Regions from separate parts of the Homo sapiens genome. Here region 2 is linked to region 1. Evidence: read pairs that join two places in POLR2A ChIA-PET (ENCODE). Cell type or tissue: PC-9. All regions are shown on one strand. Each heading gives the region's core, and the rest is flanking DNA. Links, peaks and the distances in the headings are about the cores only. Region 1 overlaps GARRE1 (granule associated Rac and RHOG effector 1). Region 2 holds the start of PDCD2L (programmed cell death 2 like).

What was found. ChIA-PET counts read pairs that join two places held together with the same protein. Peaks named below come from ENCODE experiments on the same cell type or tissue, not always from the same donor. Only the 100,000 strongest peaks of a DNase experiment are listed, where the experiment ranks them.
Region 2: POLR2A ChIA-PET joins it to region 1 with 12 read pairs; 3 of 35 experiments call an interaction of 5 or more read pairs at or near these places.

What each region holds. Positions count from the first base shown.
Region 1 is chr19:34,321,936-34,336,998 of GRCh38, forward strand. GARRE1 (granule associated Rac and RHOG effector 1) reads left to right here. Exons shown (of 14, transcript NM_014686.5): 4 at 5,486-5,626; 5 at 5,836-5,931; 6 at 6,055-6,216; 7 at 8,254-8,412; 8 at 11,769-11,866. Among named protein-coding and RNA genes, the nearest start is that of GPI, 36 kb to the right of the region's middle. In PC-9, for the core only: no CTCF peak of the experiment used is centred there; DNase peaks (open chromatin) are centred at 4,186 and 7,316.
Region 2 is chr19:34,401,994-34,417,056 of GRCh38, forward strand. PDCD2L (programmed cell death 2 like) reads left to right here and starts at 2,406. Exons shown (of 7, transcript NM_032346.2): 1 at 2,406-2,545; 2 at 2,656-2,822; 3 at 2,937-2,997; 4 at 7,168-7,517; 5 at 11,744-11,854. The coding sequence starts at 2,438. GPI (glucose-6-phosphate isomerase) reads left to right here. Exons shown (of 18, transcript NM_000175.5): 18 at 1-420. In PC-9, for the core only: no CTCF peak of the experiment used is centred there; a DNase peak (open chromatin) is centred at 2,338; H3K4me3 peaks cover 1,785 bases; H3K27ac peaks cover 865 bases.

The DNA of each region.
Region 1 (15,063 bases), core at 3,145-11,144:
ATGTGAAGGAGAATTGTGGGATTCTCCTCTCGTGGTGACAACCTCATGACTAAATGGTGGGCTGCAGGGAGCCGCTCCGGTGGGGGGATTCTAGCCTAGCGCAGGGTTGCTTTCCTAGTCACTCTGGTGTGGCATTCTCTATTCCTTTTCCACAGCCAGAAGAATTTAAGCTTAAATAAAAGGCAATCAAAAACAGCTCTGAAAAAGTCTGTTTTAAGGAGACTTTGCCTATAATCAGTGACATTTCTTTTGGGAGACAGAGTTTCGCTCTTGTTGCCCAGGATGGAGTATAATGGCGTGATCTTGGCTTACTGCAACCTCTGCCTCCCAGATTCAAGCCATTCTCCTGCCTCAGCCTCCCGAGTAGCTGGGATTACAGGCGCGCACCACGACGCCTGGCTAATTTTTGTATTTTTAGTAGAGATAAGGTTTCACCATGTTGGCCTGACTGGTCTTGAACTCCTGACCTCAGGTGATCCACCTGCCTTGTCCTTCCAAAATGCTGGGATTACAGGTGTGAGCCACCATGCCTGGCCATTAGTGACATTTCTTGTAGGCATTTTAATACTTATTTCTTTCCAGTATGAGAAATAAAAAATAAATCTTAGAAGTTGAGACTTTAGGACTTACTGCTCCATTTTACAGAGTAAAAGATAATTTTCTTTTTTTTGAGACGGAGTCTTGCTCCTTCGCCCAGGCTGGAGTGCAGTGGCGCAATCTCGGCTCACTGTACCCTCTGCCTCCCGGGTTCAAGCAATTCTCCTGCCTCAGCCTCCTCAGTAGCTGGGATTATAGGCACCCGCCACCACGCCCAGCTAATTTTTGTATTTTTAGTAGAGATGGGGTTTCGCCATGTTGGCCAGGATGGTCTCAAACTCCTGACCTCAGGTGATCTACCTGACTCGGCCTCCCAAAGTGCTGGGATTACAGGTGTGAGTCACCCACCTGGGCCAAAAGATAATTTTTTTAAACTATCCCAGCAGGCAAACACAGATTAAAAGATAATTTATGGTTAGCAATATAGTGATTCATTAAATAATGTCTAGTTCAAATCATTCCATAATTAACTTGGCAAAGTATTTCTTTTCTTTTTTTTTTTTTTTTTTTTTTTTTTTGAGGTGGAGTCTCGCTGTTGCCCAGGCTGGAGTGCAGTGGTGCGATGTTGGCTCACTGCAGGCTCCGCCCCCCGGGGTTCACGCCATTCTCCTGCCTCAGCCTCCCGCGTAGCTGGGACTACAGGTGCCTGCCATCTCACCTGGCTAATTTTTTGTATTTTTAGTAGAGACAGGGTTTCACTGTGTTAGCCAGGATGGTCTCGATCTCCTGACCCCGTGGTCTGCCCGCCTCAGCCTCCCAAAGTGCTGGGATTACAGGCGTGAGCCACGGCGCCCGGCCTAGTATTTCATTTTATGTTTTGGAAATTTTCTTTAATAAAATTTTCAAAACATGATTTTTCACATGTTAATATTGTCCAGTCTCTAGTTTTATTATTTCAATTTCATGCCATTTGCTGCATTGTTGTCATTTCTTTTTAATTTTCACTGTTTTCTTGCATGTTTTGGTCTGTCTTTCATGCTAAAGACTTCCTAGGGCTTTCTTTCTGTTCATCAGAAAGGCCCTGGAATGCTAATTGGAGGCTGTGTGTGGGGGTGGGACCTGTTAGCTTTATTGTAGATGGCTAAGCCCTGAGGTCCAGACCTGCACCTTGTTGCCTTGTCATGTGACTTTACAACCCTCGGTGTCCTCCTGGCTGCTGGGCCCCAGCCTCCTGACTGTTCAGCTCACACACGTGAACCTAACACCTGCCTTGGTCCCCTGCTCCATCTTCTAGACAACTCATGCTGAGGACCAGCCCACAGGAGGAGGCCTCCGAGTTCTCTCTTGACGTCTTCACCTTGACCTTTTTTGCCACCATTTTAGTCTGTCCAGGCCTTTCTGCCCTTTCTACATTCCCTTTGCTTTCAGCCAGTGATGCCACCCCCTACTACACTGAGCAAATAGAATCTCCCTGATGGCAGCCCTTCTTCCTCATGTGGCCAAGCCACCACCACTCCTGCCATCCCTCTTCACAACCATCTTTTCTTCCTTCCCCTGCCTCATGACAGCAGAGGAGGTGCCCTCTCCTCCTGTCCAGGCTTGCCCCGTGCTGGCCTTGCCCCCATCCTCGAGGGCCCAGCTTCTGTGGTGCGACCTAGTGTTTTCTCTCCCTCATCCTCAGCCTGTTCCCACCAGTACACAAAGATGCTTCCCACAGAAAAGTCCACTCTGCCCTGCCCTGTTTCTCTGCTCTTTTCTCAGCCAACTTCTTGGAGTAGTTGTCTACCTTTTTTTCACCTTTCATTCATTCTAAAAAATTACTATTTTATTTTTACTGCACCTTGTGGCTCCTTACTGCTCCTGGCACACCCCGTGGACAGTTTACTCAGAGTAGTCTAAAAAGTAATTATTATTGAAGTATTTCAGGCACATAGAACATTTCACACCCATCAGTGTATCTTCCTTTTAGCTGCCTGCCATATTTGCTCATGCCTGTTACATATTTTTAACAGAAAAATATCACCAGTGCACTTTTTTTTTTTTTTTTTTGAGACTGGGTCTTGCTCTGTTGCCCAGGCTGGAGTGCGGTAGTGATCACAGCTTACTGCAATCTTGACCTCCTCGGCTCAAGCAATCCTCCTGAGTAGCTCAGACTATAGGCATGCACCACCATGCTTGGCTAATTATTTATTTTATTTTACTTTTTATTTATTTTTTTAAAGACAGGGTCTTGCTATGTTCCCAGGCCGGTCCCAAGCTCCTAGGCTCCTGCACCCGGTCTGTAAATGCACTTGAATCCCTTTTGTACCTCTCCACTTTCTTATTCATCCCTTTGTCTCTAGAGATAACCTCTGTTGAATTTGAAGCGTGTGATCCTTGTGCATATTTTAATATTTTTTCCGTATATGAATGTATCTATACATAAGGTATTATTTTACACAGTCTGAAACTTTATATACATAATGTCATTCAGCTTGCTGAAATCTGGCTTCCACTCCTATACAAGAACATGCCTTCTCTTATCAAGGTCATTGGTGCCTTCTTCCATGTTTTCAAATCCAGGGAACCCTTTCAACAACTTTCAGCAGCTCACAGCAGTGTGGAGAATATTCCTCCTTGGAAATACTCTCAGCTTGTGACATCCAAGAACCAACCTTTCTTTCCTCTTGGGTCATCCTTTCTTCATCTAGTTTACTGGCTTCTCCTTCCTCAACACAATTTCTGAATGTGAGTTTCTCCAGGCTCAGTTCTAGCTGCCCTTCTCCCTAGGGGTTCTCCATCCAGTCTTGGGACTGAAAAACCACCTGTGTCCTTGGAGGGGGCTCAAATGTGTGTGATCAGTGAGCAGCCCACTTCCTGTGGGCTTCAGGCCCCTGAGCTCAGCTGCTACCGGGGGTCTCACAGGTGGCTCAGGCGTAGCCTCTCTCCACTCACCTGTTCCTCCCTAGACCCTCTCTATGCTAGTGAGTGGTGCCATCCCACACTGGCTTCACTTGAGAAACCTGAGATTTATCCTTCAGCATTTCCGTCATGTCTACACCCAGTCCAATCCTTAAGAAAACCCGGCAGTTCCCACCTCCAAAATCTTATCCCAGATCTGTCCCCTTCTTCCACGTCCTTCATCGCTACCCTTGTTCAGGGAATCGTTACTTCTCCCCTCCCTGTCTTGCTCGCCTTCATTTTAAAATTGGATGATGTCGCTTCTCATTTCCTTAGGGTAGCATGTGGACCCCTCAGCACGACCTGCCTAGACCTGCCTAGTCTGGCTCCTGCCTTGATGGCCAGCCTTATCAGTGGCCACCCTGCCCTCGCTCACTGGGCTCTAGTTCCTTGGATGTGTCTTTCTTTGTTACCTTGGATCCTCGGCCTGTTTCACGGACCCGTCTGTAGGTCTTGACACCCCCCACCCCACCCCACACACATGCAATTCCATTCACGACCTTCTCCTCTAATTCTCACCCTAAGTGCTGCTTTCTGGGTGTCTAGGACATTCCCTGGTATAGTCCTCTGTTTGTTTCCCGCAGTGTTTTTTCTCCATTTATAATTCTGTGTTTTCTTTGTTCACCTTTTTGGCCCTGAGGCTCTCAGCTCCAGGAAGGTAAGGAGCAGCTTTGTGCTTCAGCACGTACCTAACATACCACCTTGTGAGCTAAATATTTGACTGAAAGATTCTTAGAAAGAGTCAAACAGTTTTAAACTGTGAGACTCTTAGGCTTCAGGCAATGGTGTTTACATACAGTTTGTGAAACCAAAGCTTTGGAACTTTACGGCATTATAGCTGCTAGTCATTTTCCTGTAGTCTGCAAGTTTTGTAAATATTACAACTCCTACACTGGCCCAGCAGAACAAAAGCTAACTGCTAAAAAATGTTACTTGGTTCACAGAATTGCAACAAAAATAGAAATCTAAAAACAGTTCATCTGGAATCCCATCTAATAAATCAAATATATATTTTTCTGTATTCTCTTCTTGTCCTGATCCATGTATCTGTTTTCTGCATTTAATCGTAAAATGACAGAGATTAGTTTCTCCTTTTCTATCTTGCTTATCTACTCTTCATAAACATATGTAGTGACTGAATAATAAATATTTACTTTTCTGTGCAGATTTCAAAAGCTCTGTTTTTCTGTTAATATGCCAATGTATATTTTTCCTGTTATGTATTCATGTGGTCTTTTCCTTCACTGAATAGGAATGCCAACCATGTATGTTCTTCCTTTTTTTTTTTATTCTGGAAACTCCAAGTACCAATATTCTAGGTAACCTGTCTTTTTAAAGCAGGAAAGTTAAAAATGTCTGAGTATATACACACATATATATGTGTGTATATACATATATATATAACAAATAACAAGTAGGTAAGTCTTTTTTCCAGGGTTCCTAAAATAAAGGGAGATTTCGGCCGGGCTCGGTGGCTCAAGCCAGTAATCCCAGCACTTCGGGAGGCCGAGGTGGGTGGATCACCTGAGGTCAGGAGTTCGAGGCCAGCCTGACCAACATCATGAAACCTTGTCTCTACTAAAAATACAAAACTCAACCAGGCGCAGTGGTGGGTGCCTGTAATCCCAGCTACTCGGGAGGCTGAGGCAGGAGAATCGCTTGAACTCGGGAGGCGGAGGTTGCAATGAGCTGAGATAGCGCCACTACACTCCAGCCAGGGTGACAGAGTAAGACCTTGTCTCAAAATAAAATAAAATAAAATAAAATAAAATAATAAAATAAAAAATAAAGGGAAATTTCCTTTCTCTTCAGGATGGTTAATTAGGCTTTCAAAATTTGGGCTGCTCACTTTGCAATACAAACAATCTAGAACTTCTAGTTTATTTGCTTAGATGGTTTATTGCTGCATTTTACTTGAGGGGGTTTTTCTTGTTGTTGTTATTGTTGGTCTAATGTTGCTAGAACTGTACCACCCTCTTTTACCTACCAGTTACTATATATGTTACAGGCGACATCTAGACTAAGAGAAAGAGGCTGTGATGGTTGCCTGGCAGGAATTGAAGTTCAACAACTCTTTTGTTCTCAAAGTGCAGCAATTCCTGAGCACCAGCTAAAAGAACTGAACATAAAAATCGACAGTGCTTTGCAAGTAAGTTTTTCAGAACTGACATACTGATTTCCACGGGATAGAAACAAGGGAGGGAGTTAAAGTTGTGATGTTGAATCAATTAGAAAGGGTTATAGAGTAGTAATTGACCTTTTAATAGCTATAGAAATTTAAGATTTCTATTTCCATTGAACTTTGTCATCTTATAATTTGCTTTACGATCTTGATTGTTAAAAATAATTTATTTCCAGGCATATAAGATAGCTCTGGAAAGCTTAGGACACTGTGAATATGCAATGAAAGCCGGCTTCCACCTGAATCCAAAGGCGATTGAAGCAAGTTTGCAGGTACACTTTTCCTTCCTAAAGCTCTGGGGACCTATGGCGCTGCTCCTGCAGTCTAGTGTGAACCAAGTGTTTTGACAGATGAGCGATGGGTCACCTCTCCTCTTCCATCCATGCCTTTTCCAGGGCTGCTGCAGCGAGGCGGAAGCCCAGCAGACGGGGCGGAGGCAGACACCCCCGCAGCCCATGCAGTGTGAGCTCCCCACCGTCCCTGTGCAGATAGGATCGCACTTCCTGAAGGGCGTCTCCTTTAATGAGTCGGCCGCCGACAATCTGAAACTTAAGACGGTAGCTTTCCATGGGGTTCCAGCAAATGAGTGTGAACTTGAAAATAGAGTTCTTAAGAGAAATGTAAAGGCTTGCGAAGGATGTAGATTAAAAAAAAAATGGGGCCGGGCGTGGTGGCTCACGCCTGTAATCCTAGCACTTTGGGAGGCGGGCGGATCACCTGAGGTCAGGAGTTTGAGACCAGCCTGATCAACATGGTGAAACCCTGTTTCTGCTAAAAATAAAAAATCAGCCGGGTACGGTGGCACGCACCTGTAGTCCCAGCTGTTCGGGAAGCTGAGGCTGGAGAATTGCTTGAACCCATGAGGTGGAGATGGCAGTGAGCTGAGATTGCGCCATTGCACTCCAACCTGGGCGACAAGCAAAACTCTGTCTTAAAAAAAAAAAAAAAAAATTAAAAAGCAGACCTACGGAGACTTTAATCAGACATTTGCCAAGCAAGTTTTCGTTTTGTTTTGTTTTGTTTTTTTGAGACGGAGTTTTACTCTCTCGTCCAGGCTAGAGTACAGTGGTGTGATCTATCTCAGCTCACTGCAACCTTCACCTCCTGGGTTCAAGCAATCCTCCTGCCTCACCCTCCCAAGTAGCTGGGACTACAAGCATGTGCCACCAAGCCTGGCTAATTTTTGTATTTTTAGTAGAGACGGGGTTTTACTGTGTTGGCCAGGATGGTGTCGAACTCCTGACCTCAGCTGATCCACCCTACTTGGCCTCCAAAAGTCCTGGGATTACAGGCATGAGCCACCGACCTGGGCCTAGGCAGTTTTATTCATAATTTTATTCAGATGTTTAACAGAAAGGGTTTGAAAGTACACTATAAGATATTGTTTATGATTAATGTCTCTCAGTGGACTTGTATGAATTAAATAAGAAGAGAGATGTTGTTATAATGCTGCAGTGATAACGATTATTTGTGGAACATCATGTGTTCCAGTCATTGTGCCAGGTGCTCCACATCATTGTCTCACTTAATGCTCACCCATGAGGTAGGGGTGCTGCCCTTTGGCCCACCTGCCACATGGGAACTGATACCCAAGGTCACACAGCTAGAAAGTAGAAGAGCTGGAATTTGAGCTTATGTAATCTGTTTCCAGAGCCTGAACACCTGACTACTTGGTCATCCAAAATAAAATTGAGATTTTAATTAGTATTTACTTGTATCAGATGATTTTGTTTCCCTATTTGGAGGGATTCAGAATTTCAGAATTCCTCAACCAGTTCACATCAGTAGATTGCTAAATAATTTTGTGCTAGTATAGAAATACCTGTGTATATTATCGCATATGTATCCATATCTAGTCATTTACTCTATGGGGCTGAGAAAATCTCTGAGAGTGATTGATGATAATTACTAAGGAAATTAAAATGGCATAATTAGGGTGTATTTAAAATGCTCTTCTTGAGCCAGGCGTGGTGGCTCATGCCTGTAATCCCAGCACTTTGGGAGGCCGAGGTGGGCAGATCACCTGAGGTCAGGAGTTCAAGACCAGCCTGGGCAACATGGCAAAACTGCATCTGTACTAAAAATACAAAAATTAGCTGGGTATAGTGGCAGGCACCTATAATCCTAGCTACTCAGGAGGCTGAGGCAGAAGAATTGCTTGAACCCAGGAGGTGGAGGTTGCAGTGAGCTGAGATTGTGCCAGTGCACTCCAGCCTAGGCAAACAGAGCAAGGCTCCATCTCAAAAAAGAAAAAAAAAAAATGCTCTTTTCCCAGGAGTTCAAGACTAGCCTGGGCAACATAGCAAGACTCCACGTCTACAAAAAATTTAAAAATTAGCTGAGTGTGGTGGTGTGCACCTACCTGTGTGGTCCCAGCTACTGGGGAGGCTTGAAGCAGGAGAATCACATAAGCCTGAGGGGTCTAGGCTGCAGTGAGCCATGTTCGTGCCACCGGACTGCAGCTTGGACGATAGAAAAATACATAAATAAAATGCTCTTCTCTTGAGGATGATTGTATAAATGCATTTTTACAAATTTTAGAACCTTGCATGGCTTTGTCTTGAGGTGTGAACTCTCTTCTTATCAATCTATAGCATACAATGTTACAGCTGATGAAGGAGGCAGGCTGCTATAATGGAATCACATCCAGGGATGATTTTCCTGTGACTGAAGTGCTGAACCAGGTTTGCCCTTCCACATGGCGAGGTGCCTGCAAGACGGCGGTGCAGCTGCTGTTTGGCCAGGCTGGACTGGTGAGTGAGCGTGGGTGGTGGATGATAGGTAGAATACCAAGATGTTTCAAGCATGTGAGGATGTGGTGCAGACACATGTGTGAAAATATTGAATAATTTAAAAAGTTATTTGGTGCTGTGGAATTTAGACCAGGCAGGTAGACAAGGTAAAGGAAGAGCAGCATTTAAAAATCTCTTTAAAAAGAAAAACCAGATTGATAATATATATTTGCAGGGAACCTAGTTGCAAAATGATGCTATGGGCTTTGCTTATTTTAAGAAAAAAACCATTACAGTCTGGGCCCCATGGCTCATGCCTGTAGTCCCAGCACTTTGGCAGGAGGATTGCTTAAGTCTAGGAGTTTGAAATCAGCCTGGGCAACATAGTGAGACCCTGCCTCTTTTTTTTTTTTTTTTTTTTTTGTGTGTGTGTGTGTGACAGACTCTTGCTCTGTCGCCCAGGCTGCAGTGCAGTGGCGCAATCTCAACTCGCCGCCTTCTGGGCTCAAGTGATTCTCCTGCCTCAGCCTCCCAAGTAGCTGAGATGGTAGGCACCCGCCACCACATCTGGCTAATTTTTTTTTTTTTTTTGAGATGGAGTCTCGCTGTGTTGCACAGGCTGGAGTGCAGTGGCGTGATCTCAGCTCACCACAACCTCTGCCTCCCGGGTTCAAATGATTCTCCTCCCTCGGCTTCCCGAGTAGCTGGGACTACAGGCACGCACCACCATGCCTGGCTAATTTTTGTATTTTTTAGTAGAGATGGGGTTTCACTGTGTTGGCCAGGCTGGTCTCGAACTCCTGACCTCGTGATCTGCCTGCTTAGGCATCCCAAAGTGCTGGAATTACAGGCATGAGCCACCACACCCGGCCCTTAAAAAAAAAAGAAAAAAACATTACATTAGTAACAAGTTGACAGGGCCACTTGATCTAGCCCCTATTCTGGAGCTACATTGGATGTCTGTTGCTCAAACATCCCATGCTTCTTCCTGTCCCAGGCCTGTGCTCTTGATACCCCTTTTATCTGAAAATACTCTTCTCTCTGATTATCATGTAGGTCACTCCTTATCTTCTTGGTGTTAGCTCCAAAATCACCTCCTCCAAGAGGCCTCCCTTGACCACAGTGGTATAAGTAGTACCCCCATCCAGTCACTGTATACCGCTGCTGTTTATCTCTTTCTTAGCAATAAAGTAACATCAACTAAAAAGTAATGATTTGTTCATTTCATCTTTCAGAGAAAAAAAAAACTTTGCCCAGAGTTGGGTGGGTCAGGAGATCAACATCTGAAATCACCATTTAGCTTTTTGTTTGCATCACTGACCCATAGAATCTTACGTATTTGATCTCCCTTTCTAGTAAACGACTACTTTTCAAAAACATATGGTGGCAGGGCGTGGTGGCTCACACCTGTAATCCCAACACTTTGGGAGGCCGAGGCAGGCAGATCACCTGAGGTCAGGAGTTCAAGACCAGCCTGGCCAATATGGCGAAACCTCGTCTCTAAAAATACAAAAATTATCCAGGCGTGGTGGCGGGCACCTGTAATCCCAGCTACTCGAGAGGCTTAAGCACAAGAATCACTTGAACCCAGGAGTCAGAGGTTGCAGTGAGCCGAGATTGTGCCACTGCACTCCAGCCTGGGTCATAGAGTAAGATCCAGTCTTTAAAAAAAAAAAAAAAGGATATGGCATTTCAGTCAGAGGTTGGAAGGACCTAATTAGAGATTAAGAAAATTAAAGAACTTGTTTTTTAGTCTGGTTCCTACTTTATTCACAAAAAGAGCTATTGAGGGTATACTGTCGTTTTGTTTCAAGCGGGTTAGGGCTCAGGTGGCCCAGCTCACAGTGGGGCTGTCTTGTGGAGGCTCAGATGAGGGCTTGTTCACAGTAATGAGTCACATTTCCTTTGGGATCTTTTCCTCAGTATAGGGACCTCCAAAAGAAGTAGTAAACCAGAGATGCCTTGCTGAAGCGTGGAAGAGCCCATTGGCTTTAGTATATCGATCCATATTCCCAGAGACCATTTAGCTGAAACTGCAAGGACCATGCCAATGAGTTCCCCTGAAAGGAGTATGCAAAATAAGGCCAAAAGGCACAAAGGCTGTTTTGAGAAAACACTGTAGATTAAAAAAAAAAAAAAGTTCCATGTTATTCAGAGAGCAGAAACTTCTTCCTAGTTCCTTGCGTCTTGATTGTAGGACACATTTCTGTGTGACTTTAGGTTATGGTTCTGGGGATGGGAGGAGAGAGGAAACACCTGTGTGGTCCAACAATGGCTATTCCTTTGACAGGAAGTTTTTTCCAAAGGTCATTGCAGATCAGCTATGGGAACTCTGTTTAAACCAGTGAAAGCTGGCTCCATTAGAAGCTGAATTTGGAGTATGATACACAACTCTGTACAGTTTTACCCCTTCTGAAATATTACAGATTTGGTTTTAAAATATTTTATGATTTTTTAAAACATTCTTTTAGTTATTTGAAAATATATTCATCACTTTGTCAAACTCTAGATTACATAGGATACTCTTATCACCTATCTAGTATTAAAGACTCTTCCTGGAAATAAGAGGAAATCATTCAAAGAAGGGTTAGTTCTTCCTCTGTCCTGAAGTAATTCAGTTTTTATTGATGGTTGAGGATAAGATAATCTTTAAAAAAGTTTCATCCACTTCTGGGCGTGTCATGACAAATGGGCTTATCTGAAGCATTGGTTTGACTTTTTTGTTTGTTTGTTTGTTTGAGATGGAGTCTTGGTCTGTTGCTCAGGCTGGAGTGCAGTGGCGCAATCTCGGCTCACTGCAACCTCTGCCTCCTGGGTTCAAGCTATTCTCCTGCCTCAGCCTCCTGAGTAGCTTGGACTGCAGGATCACCACACCCAGCTACTTTTTGTATTTTTAGTGGAGACGGGGTTTCACCATGTTGGCCAGGGTGGTCTCAAACTCCTGACCTCAAGTGATCACTTGCCTAAATCTCCCAAAGTGCTGGGATTACAGGCGTGAGCCACTGCACCCAGTCTGGTTTGACTTTCAGTGACACTTTTACTTCTTTTAAGTGCATAAAGTAAAAAATACTAAGATAAAGGACGCAAATTAATTCCTAATTAACATATTTATAGTTTGGAAAAAGTGCTAGAGGTGCTTGCCAGTTCAATTTAATTCCATGCCCAGAATGTGGTTTCTGTTTATTGAAATGTTCTTAGTTTTGGTCATCTGTTACTACTTGCTGTTGTCTTCACGGGGCCCTGACTGGCCTTGGCATAACTAGGCTGCTAGGGGAATAGTTCTTAGAGAGTCATTTTATGTATTGGATTTTATTCTGATTTGTTTTCTCTCTGAAAGCTGGTTGTTATTTGTTTTTTTTTTTTTTTTTCGATCTTAGGTGGTGGTTGACACAGCACAGATTGAGAATAAAGAAGCCTATGCCCCCCAGATCAGTTTAGAAGGCTCTAGAATCGTGGTTCAAGTCCCATCCACATGGTAACGTGCCTCTTACTTTCACCGGAGCCTAAGCTCTGACTGACGTTTGCACATCTTTGAAATGATGGCCTTGTTTTGAACAATGCCCATGCTAGCTGACGCAACAAGTCTTGCTGCATGTGCAGGTTTATGGGCAGCAGTGGTATGTTAGTGGCATGTGTCATGATTATTGGTCTGTGATGAGGAAGCCAAGAGGTCTGAAAAATGGTCTCATTGACCATAATGTAACTAAAATGTTATATACTCTTGGATCATAATGAGCAGTATTATCTTTGTTACTGAGTCTACAGCATTTAAACATAGTATATCATTTTCTCTAAGTCACCCAGTGTTCACTAAAGCCCAGTAGAGAACATAGAATTCCTTCTCCTCTGTTCCAACTACAATCCTGATGATCTTGAGCTCATGTTGTGACACACCCAGTGTCTTTACAAATCTTGGGACAGTCATTTTTAGATATTATATTTGTAACACTTATAATAGATAAAAGATTATTCTTAATTTATTTTTTTTTAAAAAAAGCTCCTACAAATCAGAAGAAAATGGGCAAGGGACATGAACAGCTAAGTCAGAAAAGAAGACATATGATCAACAAATAGATTAAGAAAATGTAATGGCCAAGTGCGGTGACTCACACCTGTAATCCTAGCACTTTGGGAGGCCAAGGCGGGCAGATCGCCTGAGGTCAGAAGTTTGAGACCAGCCTGCCCAATGTGGTGAAACCCCATCTCTACTAAAAATACAAAAACTATCCAGGCATGGTGGTGGGTGCCTGTAATTCCAGCTAATCAGGAAGCTGAGGCACAAGAATTGCTTGAACCCAGGAGGCGGAGGTTGCAGAGAGCTGAGATTGCACTATTGCACTCCAGCCTGGGCAATAGAGCAAAACTATCTCAAAAAAAAAAAAAAAGAAAAAAGAAAATGTATAACTTCACCTAAAAATCAGAGACAAAGTAAAGAAACCATATGGGGCCAGGTGGGGTGGCTCACACCTGTAATTCCAGCACTTTGGAAGGCCGAGGCGGCCAGATCTCCTGAGGTCAGGAGTTCCAGACCAGCCTGGCCAACATGGTGAAACCCTGTCTCTACTAAAAGTACAAAAATTAGCCGGGCGTGGTGGCATGCACCTATAATCCCAGCTTAAGGCAGGAGAACCGCTTGAGCCTGGGAGACAGAGGTTGCAGTGAGCCGAGATCGTGCCACTGCACTCCAGCCTGGGTGACAGAGCGAGACTCCGTCTCCAAGAAAAAAAAAAAAACCGTTATGATGTCATTTTGCCCAGAATATTGTTAAATTGTTTTAGAATAACAATACTAAATATAGTGACAATACTAGTTTGAGCCAGACTGTGAAACAGGCAAAGAGGTTGTTGAGTAGAGACTAAATACAACCTTTCTGGAGGGCAATTTAGTATATTAGAAGCCTAAAATAAGGGATATGACCTCAACAATTCCACAGTTTCACCTCTAGAAATTTATCTTTGTGATATGTATTCACATTCAGCTATAAGGATGAGTATCATAGCTTTATTAATAAACAGGAAAAACTAAGCATATATTGGAAGGTATTTGCTATTAAAATGGTAATCTGCATGAATATTTAGCTATAAGAGAAAATATTTAAATCATTTAAGTAGGCAGAGATACTAAGGAACAAAGAGGTGCTGTTGGTGCCTATGTGGACTAAAATGGTAGTTGGGTAAGGCATACAAGTTGTATTTAAACCATTTGTTCTTTTTTTTCGAGACAGAATCTCGGTCTGTCGCCCAGGCTGGAGTGCAGTGGCGCAATCTCGGCTCACTGCAGCCTCTTCCGCCTGGGTTCCAGTGATTCTCCTGCCTCAGCTTCCTGGGTAGCTGGGATTACAGGCGCATGCCACTACGCCCAGCTAATTTTTGTACTTTTAGTAGAGACAGGGTTTTGCCATGTTGGCCAGGCTGGTCTTGAACTCCTGACCTCAGGTGATCCACCTGCTTCGGCCTCCCAAAGTGCTAGGTTTACAGGCGTGAGTCACCGCGCCCGGCTCATTTGTTCTTGAAATGTAAGAGTATAATAGTAGATTCTGTCAAAAGTGTTTAGAGTCTATGAATATATTTAAGTAAATGTTGGCAGTTCACTTTGTGTCCTAAAACCTCCCTTCTATAAGTACTCTGCCACCAAAAAGTTCTTTTATTTTTTTAAATTATTATTATTATTTTTTTTTTGGTAGAGACAAGATCTCATGCTGTCCCCCAGACTGCAGTGCAGTGGTGTGGTCATGGCTTACTGTAGCCTTGAACTCCTGGGCTCAAGCAATCATCCCACCCTGGCCTCCCAAGTAGGCGGGACTACAGGCATGTGCCATCATGCCTGGCTAATTTTTAAGTTTTTTGTAGAGATGGAGTCTCACTATATTAGCCAGGATGGTCTGGGACTCCTGGGCTCAAGCGATCCCCCTGCCTTGGCCTCCCAAAGTGCTGGGATTGCAGGCGTGAGCTACTGTACCTGGCCCAAAATTTTAAGTTAATTGTAGGGTGGCATACTGTGTCCTGAAATTAATGGTAATTTATACACATATTTTCATTTCTATCAAACAGTAAACCAGAGGCTCACTTTCTGTAAGATTTTTGTGTTACTAAATTCTTTTTTTTTCTTTTGTAGTCAGTGTTCTGCTGAAATGTGTTCCTGAATTTTTTTTTTTTTTTTTGAGATAGTTTCGTTCTTGTTGCCCACACTGGAGTGCAATGGTGTTGTCTCGGCTCACTGCAACCTCCACCTCCTGGGTTCAAATGATTTTCCTGCCTCAGCTTCCTGAGTAGCTGGGATTACAGGCACCTGCCTGCATGCCCAGCTAATAACTTTTGTGTTTTTAGTAGAGATGGGTTTCACTATGTTGGCCAGGCTGGTCTCAAACTCCTGACCTCGGGTAATCCACCCATCTTGGCCTCCCAAAGTGCTGGGATTACAGGCGTGAGCCACTGCACCCAACCCTGAATTCTTAAATTTTTCCAATTCAGGCTGTCATTGGAAAATGTTAAAACTTAATCAGAATTCTCATTTTGAAGAGTTTGAACTTTTGGATAGTTGGGTGAATATAAACAGTCAGTGCAAAAATGGCTAACACTTGAGTTTGTTTTGAAAACTCTCCCTGTGGGGTTGATTTCATTTGTAACTCATTGCACCCCCGCAAAAAACACCTTGTAGACTGTGATTTCTTGT
Region 2 (15,063 bases), core at 1,368-9,367, 78 kb after region 1:
AGAGACGGGGTTTCACCGTGTTAGCCAGGATGGTCTTGATCTCCTGACCTCATGATCCGCCTGCTTTGGCCTCCCAAAGTGCTGGGATTACAGGCGTGAGTCACCGCGCCCGGCTCATTTTAAAATTTTTGTAGATCAGTGTACTGTTGTAAAAAAAAAAAAATAAGAAAAATAAAAAATAAATTTTTGTAGTGATAGGATCCCACTGAGGCCAGAGAATAGGGTCTGGAGACAAAGGAGCATTCACTTCAGCCTCTGACTGGTGGCAGGCCAAGTCTTTATTTACATAGGGTGTAACCAAATAGGAAACCTCTAAAGGGTACTTAAACCCCAGATTTTCTACACAGGGCACTTGCTTGAGCCTCATCCCGCTTTCTGGAATGTACTTTTGCTTCAATAAATCTGTGCTTTTGTTCCTTCTTTTGTTGCTTTGTGTGTTTTGTCCACCTCTTTGTTCAATATTCCAAGAACCTGGACGACTTGTAGTCAAGATCCTCCCCTGGTAATACTACTGTGTTGCCCAGGCTTATCTTCAACTCCTGGGCTTAAGAGATCCTCCTGCCTTGGCCTCCGAAAGTGTTGGGATTACAGGCGCAAGCCACTGTGCCCAGCATCACAGGGCCTTTTAAAGCTATCAGGATGAAGTGTGGTAAAAAAAGGAGTAAATGGGTTTCATCTCCAGATCCTTGCTGGGCTAGAGCCAAACCTCACAAAGGCTGGTGCTTCCTCCTTTGAGGTGTAAATCCTTGAAAACATTCATTTCTTTTGCATACCACGTTATGAATCCTAAAATAATGTTTTTGCAGCCTGCATTTTTAAAAAGTCAGGTTTATTGGGGTGTGATTTACATATAGTAAGATTCACCTTTCTTTGGTATACAGTTATGAGTTTTCACAAGTGTATATACAGTCTTAGAACCATTACAGATGAGATATACAGCATTTTCCTCACCCTCAAAAGTTCCTGACACTTGTGGTCCAGTCCTACTCCCTCATCCCAACTCCTGACTACCATTGAACTGATTTTTTTCCCTCCGAAGTTCTGCGTTTACCAGAATGGCGCCTTTTGTGTCTGGCTTCTTCCCATGATGCTTTTGAAATTCACCCATGTTGTGCTGCAGGAATTGAAAAAACTGTATTGTGTGGCTGGGCGCGGTGGCTCACACCTGTAATACTAACACTTTGGGAGGCCGAGGTGGGCAGATCACTTGATTTCAGGAGCTCGAAACCAGCCTGGCCAACATGGTGAAACCCCGTCTCTACTAAAAATACAAAAAAGGCCGGGCATGGTGGCTCACGCCTGTAATCCCAGCACTTTGGGAGGCCAAGGTGGGCGGATCACCTGAGGTTGGGAGTTCGAGACCAGCCTGACCAACATGGAGAAACCCCATCTCTATTAAAAATACAAAATTAGCCAGGCATGGTGGCACATGCCTGTAATCTCAGCTACTCGGGAGGCTAAGGCAGAAGAATCGCTTGAACCTGGGAGGCAGAGGTTGCAGTGAGCTGGGATCACGCCAGTGCACTCCAGCCTGGGCGACAAGAGCGAAACTCCGTCTAAAAAAAAAAAAAAAAAAAAAGCCGGGCGCCGGGCGTGGTGGTGGGCGTCTGTAACCCCAGCTACTGGGTGGGGCTGAGGCAGGAGAATCACTTGAACCTGGGAGGCTGAGATGCAGTGAGATGGCGCCACTGCACTTCAGCCTGGGCGACCCAGCAAGACTCTGTCTCAAAAACAAAACAAAACAAAACAAAAATAAAAACTGAAAAATCTCAAACATATAAAACCCAAATAGAATAAATCTCCATGTGCCTGGCACCAAATTTCAACAATTATCAACTCATGGTCAATCTTACTGTATTTACACCCCACCACCTTAATTATGTAGTAGCAAATCGGAGGTATTTCATCTATAAGCATTTTGGTGTGTTTCTCTAAAAATTAAAAACTTTAACTTTTTAAAAAACTTTATTGTTCTTGTTAATGACTGATAATACCATTATCCCACCTAAAATTTTTATTTTCCGGGAAGGCTTTTTTCTGGTGGCTCACACCTGTAATCGCAACACTTTGGGAGGCGGAGGCGGGAGGATCGCTTGAACCCCAGGAGTTCAAGACCAGTGTGGGCAATATAGCAAGTCCTCGTCTCAGGAAAAAAAGGAAAAAAGAAAGTTAGCTTTTTGGCAAAACTACTTCCTAGTAGATGGTGTGTACTTCCTATCACAGCGCATTAAGGGGCACATAATGCCTGGGACTCCGGGATTTCGAGCCCCTGACGCCAGCGGCGCCTCTGTGGCTCTGGGACCTGAGCGCACGCGCCTTAAAGCCACGCCTCCGCATCGGATCCTAGTAAGGGAGCGGGGTTATCATTTTAGCGTAGCGTTGCGCGTGCGCAGAGAGGCCGCCGTAGTTTGCGTTTTCACCTGGTCGCCCGGCGGCCATGGCGGCCGTTCTGAAGCCGGTGCTGCTGGGCCTTCGAGATGCGCCGGTGCACGGCAGCCCCACAGGGCCGGGTGCCTGGACTGCTAGCAAGCTGGGCGGCATTCCGGTGAGGGCGGGTGCCGGAGCTGGGGTCGATGGGTGCTGCTGAAGGGTGCGGAGGGAGTGGGCGAGGTCCTGGGGGGAGTCGGGGTCTGAGCGCCTCCTCTGTCCCCTCAGGATGCTCTGCCCACCGTGGCTGCGCCCAGGCCCGTGTGTCAGCGCTGCGGGCAGCCGCTCGCTCTGGTCGTGCAGGTGTATTGCCCGCTGGAAGGCTCCCCGTTTCACCGTCTGCTGCACGTGTTCGCGTGCGCCTGCCCCGGCTGTAGCACCGGCGGTGCGCGCAGGTAGGCGGGGAAGTCCCAGAGCTGCTCCAGGGGTGTCCTTTCCAGCGGGCTGGGGCGGGCCGGCGGGCTGGAGTCGGGGTGCAGCCCTCACGGCCCTTTGTCTTCACCCCGAAGCTGGAAGGTGTTCCGCTCCCAGTGCCTGCAGGTGCCAGAGAGAGAGGCGCAGGACGCTCAGGTAAAGGTTGTGATTGGCATGTTATTGTTTTTCTGTCATTTGAGGATATTTTCCAGAGAATAGTTTGGGGCAGACTTTAAAGCCGTGTTCTTTGAAGTACACTGGAGTGTTTTTTGCTTTTCTGAAGAACCATAAAATGCTATTTTCGTAAAGTTTTTTTTTTTTTTTTTTTTTGAGACGGAGTTTCGCTCTGTCGCCCAGGCTGGAGTGCAATGGCGCGATCTCGGCTCACCGCAACCTCCGCCTCCCAGGTTCAAGCGATTCTCCTGCCTCAGCCTCCCTAGTAGCTGGGATTACAGGCATATGCCACCACGCCCGGCTAATTTTGTATTTTTAATAGAGACGGGGTTTCGCCATGGTGGTCAGGCTGGTCTCGAACTGCCGACCTCAGGTGATCCACCCGCCTCGGCCTCCCAAAGTGCTGGGATTACAGGCATGAGCCACCGCGCCCGGCCTTTCTTAAGGTTTTGTGAGAGTTTTTTTTTTCTTCTATTTTACTTTATTTTTATTTTCTAACTCCTTTGTTAAAAGGAGATGGAGGCCCAGCATGGTGGCTCACGCCTGTGATCCCACCGTTTTTTGAGAGGCTGAAGTGGGAGGATTGCTTGAGCTCAGAAGTTGGAGACCAGGCTGGGCGCGGTGGCTTACGCCTGTAATCCCAGCACTTTGGGAGGCCGAGGCGGGCGGATCTCCTGAGGTCAGAAGTTCGAGACCAGCCTGGCCAACATGGCGAAACCCCGTCTCTATTAAAAACAAAAACAAAAAATTAGCCGGGCATGGTGGCAGACACCTGTAATCCCAGCTACAAGGGAGGTTGAGGCAGGAGAATCGCTTGAACCCGGGAGACAGAGATTGCAGTGAGCTGAGATCATGCCACTGCACTCCAGCGTGGGTGACAGACTCCGTAAAAACAAAACAAAACAAAACAAAAGAAAAAAAAAACGTTGGGAGAGCAGTCTGGGCAACATAGCAAAACATCGTCTCTATAAAAAGTAAACAAATTAGCCAGGCATGATGGCCACGCAACTGTAGTGCCAGCTACTCAGGAGGCTGAGGTAGGAGGATTGCTTGAGTCTAGGAGGTTGAGGCTGCAGTGACCTACACTTGTGCCACTGCACTCCGGCCTGGGCCACAAAGCCAGACCCTGTCCCCTGCCAAAAAAACAAAAGGGAGATGGAGACTTCCTCCTGGATTTCTTCAACTTTTTTTTTTAACTGTAAATTGACAGTTTATAATAATGTATAAATTTATGAGGTATAAAGTGATGGCTATGATTCATGAATATCATGTGGAATAATTAAATGAAGCTAGTTAATGCATTCATCACCTCAAATACTTAACATCTTGTGAGAACATTTGAAATTTCCTCTAGCAATTTGGAGATACACAATACTCTTATTTTTTTTTTTTTTTGAGACGGAGTCTTGCTCTGTTGCCCAGGCTGGAGTGCAGTGGCGCCGTCTCTGCTCACTGCAAGCTCCACCTCCTGGGTTCACACCATTCTGCCTCAGCCTCCAGAGTAGCTGGGACCACAGGCGCCCGCCACCACGGCCAGCTAATTTTTTCATTTTTTTAAATTTTTAGTAGAGACAGGGTTTCACCATGTTAGCCAGGATGGTATTGATCTCGTGACCTTGTCATCCACCCACCTCGGCCTCCCAAAGTGCTGGGATTACAGGCTTGAGCCCCTGTGCCCAGCCACAATACTCTATTATTAACTATATTCATGCTGTGCAGTAGAACTTAAAAAAAACCCACATTCCTCCTGAATAACTGAGGTTTTGTATTCTTTGACCGTCATCTCCTTATTCTTCCCGCTCCAGGTTTCTTTCTTCCTTTTTTTTTTTTTTTTTTTTTTTGAGACCGAGTTTCGCTCTTGTTGCCCATGCTGGAGTGCAATGGCACAATCTCAGCTCACTGCAACCTCCACCTCCCGGATGCAAGCGCTTATCCTGCCTGCCTCAGCCTCCCTAGTAGCTGGGATTACAGGCACTCGCCACCACGCCCAGCTAATTTTTATATTTTTAGTAGAGAAAGGGTTTCACCATGTTGGCCAGGCTGGTCTTGAACTCCTGACCTCAGGCAACCCACCCGCCTCGGCCTCCCAAAGTGCTGGGATTACAGGCGTGAGCCACCATGCCCGGCTCACTCCAGATTTTTTTTTTTCTTTGAGATGGAGTTTCGCTTTGTTGCCAGGCCGGAGTGCAGTAGCACAATCTTGGCTCACTGCAGCCTCCGCCTCCCAGGTTCGAGCAATTCTCCTGCCTCAGCCTCCTGAGTACCTGGGACTACAGGCACACACCACCATGCCCAGCTAATTTTTGTATTTTTAGTAGAGATGGGGTTTCACCGTGTAGCCAGGATGGTGTCGATCTCTTTACCTCGTGATCCACCCGCCTTGGCTTCCTGAGGTGCTGGGATTACAGGCGTGAGCCACCACACCTGGCCACTCCAGATTTCTTTAACCACCACTCTACTCTCTACTTCTTTGAGGTTGTTTTAGATTCCACATATAAGTGAATACATGCAGCATTTGTCTTTGTGTCTGGCTTATTTCCCTTAGCAAAATGTTCTCCAGTTCCATCCATGTTGTCACAAATGACAGAATTTCCTTTTTTTTTTTAAGGGTGAAAAATATTCCATTGTATATATAGTAGTTTTTTTAAACTTACACTGAAGGTCTTGAGACACACAGTTTACTGATTTTCCTGTTTGGGAATATATATGGGTGTGTACATATATGTGGTTGTATGTGATAATGTATACGTGTCTTTATAGTAAATATACTTTATGAGAGCTATATATGTATTAACACATTTCATAAGATGAAATCTGAATTTATTGAAAAGGCAGGCAAGTTGGTAGCTGCAGAACACAATTTAGCCTCCCTTTGACTGTAAATGTGTCTTTATATATACACTGAGTTTGTTTGTTTGTTTGTTTGTTTTTTGAGATGGGGTTGCATTCTGGTCACCCAGGCTGGAGTGCAGTGGCATGATCTCTGCCTCTTGGGCCCAAGCCATTCTCCCACGTCAGCCTCCTGAGTAGATGGGATTACAGGCACGTGCCACCATGCCCAGCTGATTTTCATATTTTTTGTATAGATGGGATTTTGTCATGTTGCCCAGGCTGTTCTTGAACTCCTGGACTCAAACAGTCCGCCCACCTCAACCTCCCAAAATGCTGGGATTACAGGCGTGAGACACTGGGCCCGGCCTGCACCCAGTTCTTGATGTTTGCTAGGCATAGTATTAGCAGTACTTAAATAAAAAGTTGAAGACAGTGGTGTTTGCCTATATTTGTCAGGGTTCAGGTGCAGATAATTAGAAAAGTGCTGTTGCTTTTTCTTTTTTTTTTTGAGACCGAGTGTCGCTCTGTCACCCAGGCTGGAGTGCAGTGGTGTGATCTTGGCTCACTGCAACCTCCGCCTCCCGGGTTCAAGCGATTCTCCTGCCTCAGCCTCCTGAGTAGCTGGATTACGGGCACGTGCCACCATGCCTGGCTTTTAAGCTGAGACAGACTTAACACAGGAGTGAGGTTTTTAGTAAGTGGATAGGCTGAAGGAGGAGGCTCCAGGAATGCCCTCCAGAATCACACCTCAGAACTGGCCGTGAAGGAGCTGCTATGCCACCTCTCCTGCTGTCAGGAAGCTTAGGTGTGATCTGGTGAACTAGAGGCTGTCTTTGCCACCGAACCGTTGGCTCCAAAGCCTTGTTCTGTCTGTGTCTACACAATGGCTACCTTTTGCTATGTGGTCTTTCTTTCTACTTCACTCTGTCTCAAGTTCATGTTTCTCTCTAGTAGACCTGATTAGCAGACCCCTAATCATATCTGAAACCCTAGCTGCTAAGGGGTCTGGGAAAGGTAGTTCTTTCTTTTCAGTTCCTGCAATACATGAAGCACAACAGAAAGATATTGGAACGGATGGTTGAATAACCCCTGTACTATATCTGTCACACTCACCCCAAAAAGGAAAGACAAGTATTTTAAGTCACCTCCAACGTGCTTTTGAGTACATAGGGTCTAGAAAGTTTGATTGGAGTGTACCAGAGGGGAAGGGGATGGTGTGAAGGCTCCCTCTGGAAGGCGCGGCGGTGGGTGGCTGGAGCCGAAGGATTAGAATAAACCTCCCAAATGTGCTCGGACCTCATTCACTGAGTATTTTTCCAGAAACAGGGAAACAGCCTTGCAGCTGAGGACTGGTGTGAAGGTGCTGATGACTGGGGAAGTGATACTGAGGAGGGGCCTTCACCACAGTTTACCTTGGATTTTGGGAATGATGCCAGCAGTGCCAAAGACGTAGACTGGACTGCTCGGCTCCAAGACCTCCGCCTGCAGGATGCTGTCCTGGGTGCTGCCCATCCTGTGCCTCCTGGGCTGCCGCTCTTCCTGCCCTACTACATCTGTGTTGCAGATGAGGATGATTACAGGGACTTTGTCAACCTGGATCATGCCCACAGCCTTCTGAGGGACTATCAGCAGAGAGAAGGCATTGCCATGGATCAGTTGCTTTCCCAAAGGTGAGGATGTGTGCTGCTGAGGTTGAGAGGTGACTGGATTGGGAAGCAGCCACAAGAGTTACCCTTCAGTTTCACCACAGGACCTGGGGAAACTTTCAGGCAGAACTTGTATGTAGGACCTTTTTGCTTCACTTCCTTATCAGCCAACTTGAGTTAGCTTGAAAACCCTGCTCTATTTATAATTGCCGTTAAGAAAGTGAAGATGAACAAACAGAAGTTAGAGATGGCAAGTATTTATAGAAGACGCGTTCACTGACTCTTAAATTTTCTTTTATATTTCTAATATGTCTTTATAGCAGAGACAGGCAAGTTAGAAAACTACCATTTGATCTGGGATAATAAGATTGGGGTGAAAAAATGGAAAAAGGAAAAGAAAAACGCCATTTGTTTATTGACTCTTGGCTGTGGCTCCAGAACTGGCCCAGGACCTCAGAGATGCTTTCAGATCCTCAATTCTGTAAAATGAGAGTGATGGTGATATCTCTGTTCTCTGTTTCATCCCATGATTTTTTGAGAGTTAAGCGAGAGGGTAGATCTTGAAAGGCTTTATAAACCAAAGCTCTCTAAAGAGGTAAGAATGATCATTTTTGCTTATTGATTGACTGAGAGAGACAGGGTCTCACTCTGTCACCCACGCTGGAGTGAATTGGTGTGATCAAAGCTCATGCAGCCTTGAACTCCTGGGCTCAGGCAATCTATCTTAGTTTCCCAAGTAGCTGGGAGTACAGGTGCACACCACCATGTCTGACCAATTAAAATTTTTTGAGTTTCGCTGTTGTTACCCAGGCTGGAGTGCAATGGCACGATCTCGGCTCACTGCAACCTCCACCTCTCAGGTTTAAGCAGTTCTCCTACCTCAGCCTCCCAAGTAGCTGGGATTATAGCCATGTGCCACCATGCCCAGCTAATTTTTGTATTTTTAGTAGAGATGGGGTTTCACTATGTTGGTCAGGCTGGTCTCGAACTCCTGACCTCAGGTGATCCACCCACCTCAGCCTCCCAAAGTGCTGGGATTACAGGCGTGAGCCATTGTGCCTGGCCTAAAAATTTGTTTTAGCCACTGCACCCAGCATTTTTTACTATTAGAATAAAAAAATTACAATAGAATATTTGGAGAAATGGCCTGGTTCTTTACCAGAACTGTTTCATTTGTAGGCTTTTTCAGAATAATGATGAAGGGGAATGCATGAAGACATGTTGGTGTTTGAAAATAATCCTTAATAGAATTGATGGTTATAAGGACTTTTTATTTTTTATTTATTTATTTATTTATTTATTTATTTATTTTTGTGTGTGTGTGATATGGGCTCTCTTGCCAGGCTGGAGTGCAGTGGTGCGATCTCGGCTCACTGCAACCTCCCCTTCCTGGGTTCAAGCAATTTTCTTGCCTCAGCCTCCCAAGTAGCTGGGACTACAGGTGCGCGCCACCACACCCAGCTAATTTTTGTATTATTAGTAGAGACGGGGTTTCACCATGTTGACCAGGATAGTCTCAATCTCTTGACCTCGTGATCCACCTGCCTTGGCCTCCCAAAGTGCCGGGATTACAGGTGTGAGCCACCGCGCCCGGCAGGATTTTTTATTTTTTAATTTCTTAAGTTTTTATGTATTTGCTTATTTTTGGTGGGTTTCTTCAGACTAGAGTATTCTTCTTTTTTTTTTTTTTTTTTTTAGAGATGGGATCTTGCTTTGTTTCCCAGGCTGAACTGCAGTGGTGTGGTGTGGTTATGGCCTTTTTTTTTTTTTTTTGAGACAGTCTTGCTCTGTTGCCCAGGTTGGAGTGCAGTGGCACGTTCTCGGCTCACTGCAACCTCTCCCTCGCCGGCTTAAGCAGCTCTCATGTCTCAGCCTCCCGAGTAGCTGGGACCATAGGCGTGCGCCACTTCACCCAGCTAATTTTTGTATTTTCTTTTTAGTAGAGATGGGCTTTTGCCATACTGGCCGGGCTCTTCTTGGAGTTCTGGCCCCACGTGATCCGCCCACCTCGACCTCCCAAAGTGCCGGGATTACAGGTATTAGCCACCACGCCCAGCCTGCTCATGGTTTACTGCAGCCTCAAACTCCTGGCCTCAGGGGATCCTCTGGCCTCAGCTTTCCCCATAGCTGGGACTACAGGTGTGTGCCACCAAACTCAGCTAATTAAAAAAATTTTTGGTTTTTTTGAGACAGAGTCTCACTTTGTCACCCAGGCTGGAGTACAGCGGTGTGATAATGGCTCACTGCAACCTCCAGCTCCCAGTTTCAAATGATCCTCCTGCCTCAGCCTCCCAAGTAGCTGGGATTACAGGTACCCGCCACCACACCCGGTTAATTTTTGTATTTTTAGTAGAGATGGGGCTTCACCATGTTGGCCAGGCTGGTCTCAAACTCCTAACCTCAAGTGACCCACTCTCCTTGGCCTCCCAAAGTGCTGGGATTGCAGGCGTGAGCCACCGCACCCAGATGAAAAATACATATATATATATATATATATAAAATAAATAATAAAATATATATATTAAAAAATATATATGAAAATATATATATTTGAGACAGAATCTCGCTCTGTTGCCAGGCTGGAGTACAGTGGCTCAATCTCAGCTCATTGCAACCTCCACCTCCCAGGTTTAAGCAATTCTCCTCCCTTAGCCTCCTGAATAGCTAGGATTACAAGTGCATACCACCATGCCCAGCTAATTTTTGTATTTTTAGTAGAGACAGGGTTTCACCATGTTGGCCAGGATGGTCTCGATCTTTTGACCTCGTGATCCACCTGCCTCGGCCTTCCAAAGTGTTGAGATTACAGGTGTGAGCCACTGTGCCCTGCGACTTTTTAAATTGTAAATAATTACTCAAGAGTTGAAAATGGCTTGGGAGAAGGGTTGGGCAGGGAACTGCAGAGCTACATGTACACAATTTAAATATCAAAAATATTTACTTGACAGTTTTTGGCTGAGTGCGGTGGCTCACTCCTATAATTCCAGCACTTTGGGAGGCCGAGATGGATCACTTGAGGTCAGGAGTTGGAGACCAGCCTGGCCGACGTGGTGAAACCTTGTCTTTACTAAAAATACAAAAATTAGCTGGACGTGTTGGCGCACACTTGCAATCCCAGCTACTCAGGAGGCTGAGGCAGGAGAATTGCTTGAACCCAGGAGGTGGAGGTTGCAGTGAGCCAAGATTGCACCATTGCACTCCAGCCTGGGTGACAGAGGGAGACTCCCTCTCAAAAAAAAAAAAAAATTACTTGACAGTTTTACAGTTTTTTAACTTTGACAGTTTTTTTTTTTTTTTCTTTTTGAGACAGGGTCTCACACTGTTATCCAGGCTGTAGTGCAATGGTGTGCTCACGGCTCACCACAGCCTTGCCTCTGGAATAGCCGGGACCACAGGTGCATGCCACCATGCCCAGCTAATTTTTGTATTTTTTTGTAGAGACAAGGTTCTGCCAGATTGCCCAGGATGGTTTTGAACTCCTGAGCTCAAGTGATCCGCCTGCCTCGGCCTCCCAAAGTGCTGGGATTACAGGCGTGAGCCCACTGCACTGGCCTGAGAAATTTTTTTTTGAGACGGAGTTTCACTCTTCTTGCCCAGGCTGGAGTGCAATAGCGCAATCTTGGCTCACTGCAACCTCCATCTCCTGGGTTCAAGTGATTCTCCTGCCTCAGCCTCCCAAGGAGCTGGGATTACAGGCGCCCGCCACCACGCCTGGCTAATTTTTTGTACTTTTATTAGAGATGGGGTTTCAAGATGTTGGCCAGGCTGGTTTCAAGCTCCTGACCTCAGGTGATCTGCTCACCTCGGCCTCCCAAAGTGCTGGGATTAAAGGCGTGATTGATTTTTTTTTTTTTTTTTTTTTTGAGATGGAGTCTCATTCTGTCACCAGGCTGGAGTGTAGTGGCATGGCACGATCTCGGCTCACTGCAACTTCCGCTTCCCGGGTTCAAGCGATTTCCTCTGCCTCAGCCTGCTGAGTAGCTGGGACTATAGGCGCAAGCCACCATGCCCAGCCAATTTTTTGCATTTTTTAGTAGAGATGGGGTTTCACCATGTTGGCCAGGATGGTCTCGATCTCCTGACCTTGTGATCTGCCTGCCTCGGCCTCCCAAAGTGCTGAGATTACAGGCGTGAGCCACTGCGCCTGCCCTGATAAAATTTTTTAAAAGAAAATTATCTTGTTTTGTCTTGCAAATGCTGTAATTTTCTGGATATAGACATTCAAAAGTGTTTTCTGCTTCTGTTTTTAGCCTTCCTAATGATGGTGATGAAAAATATGAGAAGACCATAATTAAAAGTGGAGATCAGACGTTTTACAAATTCATGAAGCGAATTGCTGCTTGTCAGGAGCAGATTTTGAGGTAAAAAAAGGCACAGTTCCTTTTATTGTTTTCCTTGATTATAAAGGAATACATATTAGTTTGGAAAACACAGGAAAATATGAGAAAAGCAAAACCTACAGTATTCCCCAAACCAAGAGAGAACCTAATACCTGCTTTATAGGACCTAATACCTACTTTATAGGATGTGTAGGAGGATTCAGTAAGGTAAAGTGCACTCACTTGTCTAACAAATACTTACGAAGTCTATTCTGCATGCCAGTTGCTGGTATTTGTAGGTGCTGCAGATATAGCAAGAAACGGCACAGATGAAGTCCATGTTCTCATAGCCTTTATTATTATTATTATTTAATTTTTTTTTTTCTTTGAGAGGGAGTCGCGCTCTGTCGCCCAGGCTGGAGTGTAGTGGCGTGATCTTGGCTCAATGCAACCTCCACCTCTTGGGTTTAAGCCATTCTCCTGCCTCAGCCTCCCAAGTAGCTGGGATTACAGGTGCCCGCCACCCTGCCCAGCTGATTTTTTTGTATTTTAGTAGAGATGGGGTTTCACCATGTTGGCCAGACTGGTCTCGAACTGCTGGCCTCACGTAATCTGCCCACCTCAGCCTCCCAAAGTTCTGAGATACAAGTGTGAGCCACCATGCCTGGCTTTTTTTTTTTTTTTTTTTTTTTTTTTTGGGGGCAGGGTCTTGCTCTGTTGCTCAGGCTGGAGTGCAGTGGTGTGATCAATCATAGCTCAGTGCACCTTGACCTCCTGGGCTCAAGTGATCCTCCCACTTCAGCCTCCCAAGTAGCTGGGACTACAGGCATGTACCACCATGCCCAACTAATTTTTGTATATTTTTTTAGAAATGGTATTTCACCATGTTGGCCAGGCTGGTTCCAAACTTCTGGGTTCAAGCCATCCACCTGCCTTGGCTTCCCAGAGTTTGTTCTAGGATTACAGGCATGAGCCACTGTGCCTGGACTATTATTATTATTAAAAAAATATTTTTTTAGAGAGAGGGTCTCAGTCTGTTGTCCACCCTGGAGTGCAGTGGCGTGATCATTGCTCACTGTAACAACTACCTCTTGGGCTCAATCGATCCTCCCAAGTAGCTAGAACTACAGGAGTGTGCCACCATGTTTGGCTAATTTTTAAAAAATGTATTTTGTAGAGATGGGATCTGATCATGTTGCCCAGTCTGCTCTCAAACTCCTGGCCTCAAGTGATCCTCCTGCCACGGCCTTCCAAAGTGATGGGATTACCGGCATCAGCCACGACCCTTGGCCCATATATTTATTTTTATTTTTTAATTTATTTTTATTTTTCTGGGATGGAGTCTCGCCCTGCCACCCAGGCTGGAGTGCAGTGACGTGATCCTGGCTCACTGCAATCTCCGCCTCCCAAGTTTAAGAGTCTCCTGCCTCAGCCTCCCGAGTATCTAGGATTACAGCGCCACCACGCCTGACTACTTTTTGTATTTTTAGTGGAGACGGAGTTTTACCATGTTGGTCAGGCTGGTATCGAACTCCTGACTTCAAATGATCTGCCCGCTTCAGCCTCCCAAAGTGCTGGAGTTACAGGCTTGAGCCACTGTGACTAGTGGGGGAGATTAAAAACAAACCTGTATGATTCCCATAAGTGATAAATGAGGAAAAAATAGAGCTATTTTAGGTAGGCTATCAGAAAGGCCTCAGAGGAAATGACATACCCAGCAGGTATAATTTATAAAAATAGCCACATAGTAAAAACAGGTCCAGACAAAGTGGGCAGAATTAGCTCAAATGGTCTTTTTCCCCGATACCTACCACAGTGAATCTAAAAGCTAAAAATCAGGCCAAATAAAATAAATATTAAAAAAGAAATTCCCTTGTATCAGCACTGAACAAAGGAAAAGGGCTTAGTACCATAAAACTCAAAGTGATAGCCCAGGATATAATATCCATAAATGTCTAGTAGAGTTCTTGAGTGTTTAACATATATATTTATTCACTTATGTAACTAAGTTATCTTTGCAGAGAAAGGTACAGAAATTTCCGGCATGGTTAAGTGCAAGTTCTAATTCCACAGGCCTTTTCTCTCACCTGCCTAAAATATACTGATGAGTCCACAAAGAATTTTCTTTTTTCGGAAACGGAATCTGTCTCTGTCCCCCAGGCTGGAGAGCAATGGTACGATCTCAGCTCACTGCAACCTCCATTTTCTGGGTTCAAGCAATTCTCCTGTCTCAGCCTCCTGAGTAGCTGGGACTACAGGCATGTGCCAACATACCCGGCTAATTTTTGTATTTTTATTAGAGATGAGGTTTCACCATGTTGGCCAGGATGGTCTCGAACTCCCGACTTCTGGTGATCCACCCACCTCAGCCTCTGAAAGTGCTGGGATGGCAGGTGTGAGCCACCATGCCCGGCCTAAGAATTTTCAGTTAATAATATTATGTCTGGAAGGAAGCACACAGGAGGAGAGTTTGCATCTCCTAATGTGGAGGATGGTGGACCCAGCTGTTGGCTGAAGAACTGGGTGTGGTGGGGAGGTGGTGTAGGAAAGGACGGGGATTGCCTCTCAGAAGCAACATTCCTTTGTTCCATGAGTCAGAGCAATGATTGGAAAGTTAAGAGCAATTTCGCCTCCATTCGAGTGGGATCTTTCTCAACATACAGCATTTTACACTGTCTCAGAGGAAAAAGCAAAGCCCAGGTATTCTAATAAAGATTGCATCCAGTCCCAGAAGAACTATCTCCTCACCCCAGTTTCCTCTTTTACCACCTACAGAAATGTAGAGGAAATGGACAGTACTCTTAGAGAGAGGAAAACAGGCCTCATATGAGATGGACAGGAAATCAATGAGAACCTCTGCAGACATTTCAGAGCAAATAGATGGTCTTAACTGAGTTGCCCCCTTTAGGTGTGAGCTAGATGAAAAATAGCATGCCACCCAGGTAATCATACTGTGGCAAGAACAGTTAAGGAAATGAAGAGAACATAGAAAAGGCTCAAGAACCAAGTCTGCCAGAAAATATAATCCAGCTGGACTCGGTGGCTCACGCCAGTAATCCCAACACTTTGGGAGGCCGAGGCGGGTGGATCACGAGGTCAGTAGATCGAGACCATTCCAGCCAACATGGTGAAACCCTGTCTCTACTAAAAATACAAAAATTAGCCGGGCGTGGTGGTGGGTGCCTATAGTCCCAGCTGTTCAGGAGACTAAGGCAGGAGAATCGCTTGAACCTGGGAGGTGGAGGTTGCAA